Regions from separate parts of the Homo sapiens genome. Here region 1 is linked to region 2. Evidence: read pairs that join two places in POLR2A ChIA-PET (ENCODE). Cell type or tissue: OCI-LY7. All regions are shown on one strand. Links, peaks and the distances in the headings refer to the core of each region. The heading gives the core; the rest is flanking DNA.

What was found. Peaks named below come from ENCODE experiments on the same cell type or tissue, not always from the same donor. Only the 100,000 strongest peaks of a DNase experiment are listed, where the experiment ranks them.
Region 1: POLR2A ChIA-PET joins it to region 2 with 5 read pairs; 1 of 35 experiments calls an interaction of 5 or more read pairs at or near these places.

What each region holds. Positions count from the first base shown.
Region 1 is chr11:65,767,816-65,771,926 of GRCh38, forward strand. No RefSeq gene overlaps it. Among named protein-coding and RNA genes, the nearest start is that of AP5B1, 11 kb to the right of the region's middle. In OCI-LY7, for the core only: a CTCF peak has its summit at 2,178 (motif pointing left); a DNase peak (open chromatin) is centred at 2,166.
Region 2 is chr11:65,563,898-65,569,870 of GRCh38, forward strand. ZNRD2-DT (ZNRD2 divergent transcript) reads right to left here. Exons shown (of 1, transcript NR_038923.1): 1 at 5,323-5,973. Among named protein-coding and RNA genes, the nearest start is that of ZNRD2-DT, 3.5 kb to the right of the region's middle. RefSeq lists an enhancer at 5,938-5,973. In OCI-LY7, for the core only: no CTCF peak of the experiment used is centred there; no DNase peak of the experiment used is centred there; H3K4me3 peaks cover 582 bases; H3K27ac peaks cover 1,136 bases.

The sequences.
Region 1 (4,111 bases), core at 112-4,111, 200 kb after region 2:
TGATTCTCCTGCCTCAGCCTCCTGAGTAGCTGGGATTATAGGCACCCACCACAACACCCAGCTAATTTTTGTATCTTTAGTAGAGACGGGGTTTCACCATGTTGGGCAGGCTGGTCTTAAACTCCTGACCTCAAGTCATCTGCCCGCCTTGACCTCCCAAAGTGCTGGGATTACAGGCATGAGTCACCGTGCCCGGCCTTCTTTTTCTTTTTTTTTTTTGAGACAAGGCCTCACCCTGTCACCCAGGCTGGAGTGCAGTGGTGTGATCATGGCTTACTGCAACCTTGAACTCCTGGGCTCAAGCTGCCATCCTCCTGCCTCAGCCTCCTGAGCAGCTAGGACTTCAGGCATGCGCCACCACACTTGGCTGTTGTGTTTTTTCTTTTTTTTTTTTTTAATTTTTGTAGAGACAGGGTCTCACTATGTTGCCCAGGCTGTTCTCAAACACCTGGCCTCAAGCTATCTTCCTACCTTGACCTCCCAAAGTGCTGGAATTACAGGTGTGAGCCACCATGCTCAGCCCATATATAGTATTTATAATCGTTCTCTTTGGTGTGGATGAAACACATCTCTATCAGACTGGCTCATGGGTGCAGAATTCCATAGGTACTTACTGAAAAACAGAAAATTGTTTCCTATAATCATGATACTTGAAGGATAGTTTGTCTGAATATAAAATCCTGGCTCACACTTGTAAAGGTGTAATGTCTAAAACCTGCTGCTCCATTGCTGTCTTGCTTTGTATGCTGGTTTAAAAAGTCTGCTGTTGGCCTGGCGCAGTGGCTCACGCCTGTAATCCCAGCACTTTGGGAGTCGGAGGCCGGCGGATCATGAGGTCAGGAGATCAAGACCATCTGGCTAACATGGTGAAACCCCGTCTCTACTAAAAAAAAATACAAAAAATTAGCCGGGTGTGGTGGTGGGCACCTGTAGTCCCAGCTACTCGGGAGGCTGAGGCAGGAGAATGGTGTGAACCTGGGAGGCGGAGCCTGCAGTGAGCCGAGATCGCGCCATCGCACTCCTGCCTGGGCAACAGAGCGAGACTCCGTCTCAAAAAAAAAAAGTCTGCTGTCATTCTCATTATTTAATTATTTTGCCTTTGTGAGTTATTTGATCTTTTTGCCTGGAGTCCTTGAGGGTTTTTTTAAAAGAGTCTTTGAGGCTGGGCACAGTGGCTCACACCTGTAATCCCAGTACTTTGGGAGGCCGAGGTGGGCAGATTACCTGACGTCAGGAGTTCCAGACCAGCCTGGCCAACATGGCGAAACCTCGTCTCTACCAAAAATACAAAAATTATCCGGGCGTGGTGTCAGGTGACTGTAATCCCAGTTACTCAGGAGGCTGAGGCAGGACAATCACTTGAATCCAGGAGGTGGAGGTTGCAGTGAGCCAAGATCATGCCACTGCACTCCAGCCTGGTTGACAGAGTGAGACTCCGTTTCAAAAAAAAAAAAAAAAAAAAAAAGAGTCTTTGAAATTAGAGTTTTACTAGGATATGTTTCAAAGTTGATCACACTGAGTGAATCTGCCCACATTCCCAGTGGGCTCTTCCAATGTGCAGAGTTTTTGCTCCTGGACAGTTTTCTTACAGTGTTAAATATTAGTTGTGGTTTACTTGTTTATTTTTTCTTCAGGGACTCCAATAATACACATGTGATTCCTTCTTTGAGTATATTCTGTTTCCATTACTTTCTTTGGACCCAGCCTACTTCTTTATCTCATTTTCATTCTCTTGCTTGGTTACCTGTATTCCTTCAATGCCCCTTATTAAATTTTTATTTGAATTTATTCTCCCTTGGGCATCTTGTAATTTAATCTTTACTTCTAGATAATTTTGTCTGTTTATTCCATTTCTTTCCTGAGTTCAACCAAATCTATTTTCATTTCTTCCTCTATTTTGTCTATTTCTGTTCTTTGTTTTTAAATTTCCCACCCAAAATGGTTTTGCATGTCTTCAAATGCTTGTTTTGCATATATTTGGTTCTGTTTAGTGTTGTATTACAGCTTTCTTCTTCTTCATGGCTATTGTTTCAGAGGTTTGTGTGAATTTTCCTTGGTTCATATGTGATGAAATTCATTTTCTGATATTTTGCAATAGCTGTATGAACCTATCTTTTCATTATTCATTTTTGTGGTATTGGGTGTTTTACAAGATCCCTAGATAACACGCCCTCTTCTGGCAACATTGTGAAGTCCAGATGCTTTAGTGAATTTGTTTTTGCAGGGGTGGGGGTTGTGGGCCTTCTTTTTTTTTTTGTCTTGGAGGGCAATTAAACTTCTCCATTTGCCTCTCTCTTCACACCCAAATGCCAAAGGACACTTTTCCTTTCTTTTGTGGGTAGTTGCTCCCCAAGGATCTATGTGTTTCCAAGACTGTGGCTTCACATTTCACGTATAACTTTTTTTTGAGACAAAGTCTCGCTCTGTCATCCAGGCTGGAGTGCAGTGGCACAGTCTCAGCTCACTGCAACCTCCACCTCCTCGGTTCAAGCGATTCTCCTGCCTTAGCCTCCTGAGTAGCTGGGACTACAGGCACATGCCACCATACCTGACTAATTTTGTATTTTTAGTAGAGATGGGATTTCACCATGTTGGCCAGGCTGGTCTCGAACTCCTGACCTCAGGTGATCCACCCGTCTTGGCCTCCCAAAGTGCTGGGATTACAGGCGTGAGCCACCGTGCCTGGCCTCACGTGTACTTTTAAACCTCCCACCTATTGTCCCAGCTCTGACACTACTGCAGACACTTTTGAACATTTTCAGGCTCAAGGTGTACTTAGTGTTTTTGGTGAGGTCTTAGATCAAGCTTAAGCCCCATTACAACTCCCTCCTCTCCTTTGCCCCAGTTTTCCTCAGCCAGTCTTGTGGCAGGTGGGGCTGGAATGGGTGCGTGGGAAGGAAAGTCTGAGCTGCCATTTGTTTTTCCTTTTTCTTTCTTTTCTTCTCTTCTCTTTCTTTCTTTTTTCTTTCTTTCTTGTCTCACTCTGTCACCCAGGCTGGAGTGCAGTGGTGCAATCAAAGCTCAGTACAGCCTGGACCTCCTAGGCTCAAATAATCCTCATATCTCAGCCTCCCAAGTAGCTAGAACTGCAGGTGCACACAACCACACCCAGCTAATTTTTGTATTTTTTGTAAAGACAGGTTTTCACCATGTTGCCCAGGCTAGTTTCGAACTCCTGGGCTCAAGGAATCTGTCCACCTCAACCTCCCAAAGTGCTGGGATTACAAACGTGAGTCACCACGCCCGGCCAGGTAATTTCTATGTTATTTGTTTTTCTTGTTCTTTTTAAGTTTGAGCATTCTTGTCTCCAAGTTATCCTGAGGGCTTGCTGTTGCATAATTTTATCTTTTCTCCTCATTCCATATTGTTTTTCTAGGCGACACTGGGGACCTACAGTGCTACCATTGTCCTCCTACCTGAAAGCCTCTGACAAAATATTGTCTTCCCATTCCATTGAAGGTTCAGAGGCCTCAGTGTCCAAGGGAGAATGCCGCCAGGAATGGACACTGCATAGCTTTTTTTGAACCGGAAGTAAAGGCTGCCCCGCTGTCGCTTTGCCTCAGGACCAAGAGCTCTAAGAGGAAGACTGACCCTGACTGTCCACCGAGAAGCTGTTGCTGCCATACAACGGAGACAAGGAGTCCATCGTATCCAGGGGATCCCCTGAAATATCTCTGAGGATTGCCAGGTTCAGTGACAGTGTTAATGAAAGCCTCAAGTGACTCAATACAAGCAGAATAACCAAGGACTCAGACCCTTCAGGAATGAAGTTTGGGTCACCTCATGAAGTAAAAGAACCAAAGGAACATAGAATGGGTATGGAAGAAAGAAGTTGTAAATATCAATCCAGGGTTAACAGATAAAATACAGGATGCTCAGTGTTAAAAGGAAAACTTTAGCTCAGGTAAGTTTCACAGTGTTTAACTGAGCAAAGAACAATTCAAGAATCAGGCAGCCTCTCATGCCAGAGTGGGCTCAGAGACTCCAGTGCAGCCACGTGGTGGAAGATTTATGGACAGAAAGGAAAATGAAGTACAGAAAACACACGTGAGATATAGAAACCAGCCAGATTGGTTACAGATTGGTGTTTGTCTTATCTGAACACAGTTTG
Region 2 (5,973 bases), core at 1,019-5,018:
GACAGTCTCTGTATATTGCTCCGTCAATATAGAGTCAAACTCCTGGCCTCAAGTGATCCTTCCCGCTCAGCCTCCTGAGTAGCTGTGATTACAGGCACACAACCCTGCACCTGGCTTTCCTCATTTTTAAACAGGGAATGAGGCCAGTCTCAGTGACTCATGCCTGTAATCTCAGCACTTTGGGAGACCGAGGTGAGCAGATTGCTTGAGGCCAGGAGTTCGAGACCGGCCTGGCCAACATGGCGAAACCCTGTCTCTGCTAAAAATACAAAACATTAGCTGGGTGTGGTGGCGCACACCTGTATTCCAGCTGCTTGGGAGGCTGAGGCACAAGAATCGCTTGAACCCAGGAGGCAGAGGCTGCAGTGAGCCGAGATGGCGCCACTGCACTCCAGCCTGGGTGACAGAGTGGGACTCTGTCTCAAAAAAAAAAAAAAAAAAAAAAGGCCGGGCACGGTGGCTCACGCCTGTAATCCGAGCACTTTGGGAGGCCGAGGTGGATGGATCACAAGGTCAGGAGATTGAGACCATCCTGGCCAACATGGTGAAACCCCATTTCTACTAAAAATGCAAAAATTAGCCAGACGTGGTGGTGCGCGTCTTAGTCCTCAGGAGGCTGAGGCAGGAGAATTGCTTGAACCCAGGAAGCAGAGGTTGCAGTGAGCCGAGATTGCGCCACTGCACTCCAGCCTGGCAACAGAGCAAGACCCCGTTCCCCCCCACCAAAAAAAAAAAAAAAAATTAACAGGGAAGTCCGGGTGTGGTAGCTCACACCTGTAATCCCAGCACTTTGGGAGGCCGAGGTGGGTGGATCACTTGAGGTCAGGAGTTCGAGACTAGCCTGGCCAACATGGTGAAACTCCATCTGCCAAAAATACAAAAATTGGCTGGATGTGGTGGTACACGCCTGTAATCCCAGCTACTCAGGAGGTAGAGGTTGCAGTGAACCGAGATCGTGCCACTGCACTCCAGCCTGGGCGACAGAATGAGACTCTGTCTCAAAAATAAAAATAAAAATAAAAATAAGCAGGGAATCAGTGGGCTGATATTTATGAAGCCCTTAGCAGATGCCTGCCAAATAGTAAGCACTCAGGATATGTGAGACCTTTTCATCATTGTCTGGATCTGCAAGCCAAGATGGGCAGGGTGGTGAGAGACGGGCTGCTGGTGGAGAGCCACCGTGCCACGAGGGCTGACTGTGTGTCAGAGGCTGTGCCGCCTCCATGTGTTGTCCCTCTGAGTTCTGAATGTCTTTGGGAAGCTTCTGGGCTCTGAAGAAAGAAATGGCTCTTGGCGAGGGGGTGGGTGGGTAGAAGGGAAGGGGGTCACACTCATCAGTTTTATTTTTTTTTTGAGACAGAGTCTCACTCTGTTGCCAGGCTGGAGTGCAGTGGCACAATCTCAGCTCACTGCAGCCTCCACTTCCTGGGTTCAATCGATTCTTGTGTCACGGCTTCCTGAGTAGCTGGGATTACAGGCAGCCACCACCACCACTCCCAACTGATTTTTGTATTTTTAGTAGAGATGAGGTTTCACCATGTTGGTCAGGCTGATCTCGAACTCCTGGCCTCAGGTGATCTGCCCGCCTCGGCCTCCCAAAGTGTGGGATTACAGGCATGAACCACTGCGCCCGGCCTTGCTCATCAGCTTTAAAGATGAGGGATGGAAGTGATGAAGGCCTGGAGGGGACAAGGTTGCCCTAAAGCATTTCTCTCCAAAGACACTTTACTGAAAGTGGCTATTAAACCCCTCTAATGTGCCACTTACTGTGGGTAGTAAAACGATGGACACTGAGAGTTGGGATTGGAAATGAGATGAAACTACCTTCACGCTTGATAAATCAGGGGGCCCTTCTGCCCTGCCACTCTTCCCCGCCTTTTGAGCACGGGAGAAATCTACTGGTAAGAGCTCAGGCTCAAGAGGTACACTGGCTGCCAGCCGGGAGCCCCAGCCCTGCCACTCCCAACTGGGTGACTGTGGATACATCTCTCACTACTCCAGGCCTCAGCCTCCTCATTTGCAAATTGGGAATGATGATAAGACCTAGCTGCCAGTGTTGTCCTAAGGAATAAGCGAAATACTTCATAAAGAGCTCTTAACACAGTGCCTGGCCCAAAGAAAACACACACACCAAGTTGAGTGTGATTATTTTTATTGTTGTATCATCCAGCCACTTCCTGTTTCACAGAAATGTCAAGGTGATTCACATTGCAGTGAAAACCAAAAAAAAAAAAAAAAAAAAAAGAATAGCTGACCCCTTTTCAGTGCCTGTGTGAAAATACAAATGATAAGTTACGTTTTTCAGAGGCCAGGCAACATGGCATAGGCCACTTGTTGCCATGTGAACCATCCCCACCAAATCAGCCAGCCCAGGGGGAGCTGTAATTGAGCTGTGCATGACTGAGCTGCTGTGGGGTGCTCTATCACCCAGAAAAGAGCCTAACTACAGCCATGTCATCAGTGCCACAAGGAGGGACCAATTTGGACTGGCTCACATGAAACTGTGATTCCCTTCCCTCCCCCTCCCCCTCCTCCTTTCCCTCCTTTCTCTTCCCTGACTCCATGCTCTGTTGCCCAGGCTGGAGTGCAGTGGCAGGATCTCCACTCACTGCAACCTCCGCCTCCCAGTTCAAGCAATTCCCGTCTCAGCCTCATGAGTAGCTGGAACTACAGGCTCGCACCACCATGCCCAGCTAGTTTTTGTATTTTTAGTAGAGATGGGGTTTCACTATGTTGGCCAGGCTGGTCTCGAACTCCTGACCTCAAGTGATCTGCCAGTCTTGACCTCCCAAAGTGCTGGGATTAAAGTTGTGAGCCACCATGCCTGGCTGAAGGTGTGATATATTGTCGGCAAGGGAAGGGTGTGAAAGAGCCCAAGCCCATTGCTCCACAGACACTGGCCTGTCCACTGTGACTGCTGCGAATAGGTTTTACCACCAACACCTGTGAGCACCTTCTATGTCAAGGACTGTGAAGCATCTGAGATCTTACCCACTTGCAAGCTACCAAGGTAGCCCGTCAGGTTCAAGAATGCTGGCAGAATACAGGAGAGTCCTGGGTCAGAGACAAAGGACTTGATCGCTGTGCAGCAAACAGCATGAGCACCAGCATATTTCCGTTAGTTCCTTTTGACCCTAAGTCCCATGGGGGTGATGCTGATGGGCTCAGGCAAGTGTGGGCACACAGAGCGAATTACATTGTGGGAGAGGACCCTAAGCTTAGGAAACTCAAAGCCAGTAAGCATGGCTGTCCTTTGCTCTGGAGGGAGACACTATCTCCATCTTCCATAGCTGTTCCCTAGATAAACATCTTTGAAGCTGGCGCGGTGGCTCAGGCCTGTAATCCTACCACTTTGGGAGGCTGAGGTGGGCAGATCACCTGAAGTCGGGAGCTTGAGACTAGTCTGGCCAACATGGTGAAACACCGTCTCTACTAGAAATAAAAATTTAAAAAATTGGCTGGGCGCGGTGGCTCATGCCTATAATCCCAGCACTTTGGGAGGCCGAGACGGGCAGATCACGAGGTCAGGAGATCGAGACCATCGTGGCTAACACAGTGAAATCCTGTCTCTACTAAAAATGCAAAAAAAATTAATCGGGCGTGGTGGCAGGTGCCTGTAGTCCCAGCTACTTGGGAGGCTGAGGCAGGAGAATGGCGTGAATCCAGGAGGCAGAGCTTGCAGTGAGCCGAGATCGCACCATTGCACTCCAGCCTGGGCAACAGAGCAAGATGCCGTCTCAAAAAAAAAAAAAAAATTAGCCAGCTGTGGTGGCGCATGCCTGTAATCCCACTCCAGTGGGTGAGGCACAAGAATTGCTTGAACCTGGAAGGTGGAGGTGGCAGTGAGCCGAGAATTGCGCCACTTCACTCCAGGTTGGGTGACAGAGACTCCATCTCAAAAAACAAACAAGCAACAAATAGGCATAAGTGGCCCCATTTTTATTTTGAGTCAGGGTCTCGCTCTGTCACCCAGGTTGCAATGCAGAAGCCTGATCATGGCCCACTGCAGCCTGGATCTCCTGGGCTGGGAGCAATCCTCCCACTCAGCCTCCTGAGTAGCTGGGACTACAAGTGCATGCTACTGCACCAGCTAATTTAAAAAATACATATATTTCTTAGAGATGGGTTCTTACTATGCTGTCCAGGCTGGTCTCAAGCAATCCTCCTGCATGTCCTCCCAGAGTGCTGAGATTATAGGTGTGAGCCACAGCACCTGGTCTACTGGCCCTGTTTTACAGATGAGAAATTGAAGTCCACAGCGATGAAGTAAACTACTCCAGGTGATACAGTAAATAGATCCAGGATCAAACCCAGGCCTGCCTCATTCCAGTTCTGCGTCTTGTCCACCCTACAGTGGAACTTAAGATGGTGAGAGGCCCTGAGAGGAGAAAAGGGACAAGAGTCCTCTTGAGCAGTGGGAGAAGAGGGATGCAGGAAGGATGGGAGATGTGTGTGCATCTCTCTATGTGTTGTCTGGATTTGGGGGGTCAAGGACCAGATTTATAGGACCTTGGAGACCATAACAAGGACTTTGGATTTTTGTCTAAGTGTGATGGGAGATGCCAAATGGCTTTTTTTTTTTTTAGATAGAGTCTCACTCTGTTGCCCAGGCTGGAGTGCAGTGGTGTGATCTCGGCTCACTGCAACTTCTGCCTCCCGGTTCAAGCAATTCTCCTGGTTCAGCCTCCCGAGTAGCTGGGATTACGGGCGCCCGCCACCACACCTGGCTAATTTTTGTATTTTTAGTAGAGAAGGGGTTTCACTATGTTGGCCAGGCTGGTCTTGAACTCCTGATCTCAAGACATCTGCCCGCCTCGGCCTCCCAATGTGCTGGGGTTACAGGCGTGAGCCACAGTATCGGGCAGCCAGATGGTTTTTAGTACAAGAACGACACTGTATTTTAAAATAATTATTCAGTTTCCTGCTTATGTGGGGATATGTAAGGTTGTCATGAGGAGTAAATTGGAGAGATTAAGTGAGAGGACTCATGTAAGGCTCTTTGTAGGTGCGAGGCAGAATAGACAGTTGAGTGGATATTGGCCATGATGGTGACATAGTCGGCGCACTGAGGAATTCAGGGTAGGGCTGGGAGCTGGAGACGGTAATAACCTGGGGGTCTGTGCATACAGGCTGGAGTCCAAGAGATGGTTCAGAGACAGTTCCTCTAGTCAGCCTCAGGCTAGGTGCTGTGGCTCTTCGCTGTAATCCCAGCACTTTGGGAGGCTGAGGTGTGAGGATCACTTGAGTCCAGGAGTTGGAGACCAGCCTGGGCAACATGACGAAACCCCATCTCTACAAAAAATACAAACCAAACCAAACAAACACACAAAAAACGGTGGCTCTATTCAGCCTGATAGAAACGACTTGTGGTACAGGCCCTAAGTCAGGTACGCTGCTGCCCAAGAGCCTGACTGGTAGATGGAGATGTGAAAGGGACACAGGGCTCTCCACGTAAGCAGGAGGCAGCAAGAATGACAGTTCCAGGGGTTCTACGTGGAAGGAAGAGGGGGCCAGGAGGAAGGGACTTCAGGTCAGATTGAGGGGGCATGTGCCATCCGGAAGAGGAGAATGTCGATGTAACTGTGAAAGTCCAAGTCCTAGCTGCTTTTCCACTGCCCTGGTGTACAACCTCAGGCCCTGCAGACTGCACATCTGAGGACCCCTGCCTGCCCTGTCTGGCTTCTCTGAATCTAATAAGGGAGAAGATGCGTTTGAAAAAGAACACGGAAGAGGGAGAGAGAAAAAAAGCACCAAGGTCCATGTTCAGAGAGCCCTGGTAATTTTAACTTGCAACTCACCCAAGAAGAGCCTAATGGTCGCAAGAGTATGTAGGAAGGCCCCAACCCGACCCGGCCCAGCACGCAGCACCCAAGGGCGGCTGGAAGCGCAATGCGCGTGCCCAGTACAGCGCTATTCAGTCTGCAGGCTTTTTGAGGATTTCAACTTCAAAGAACGGTCGGCTTCGGGGCGAAC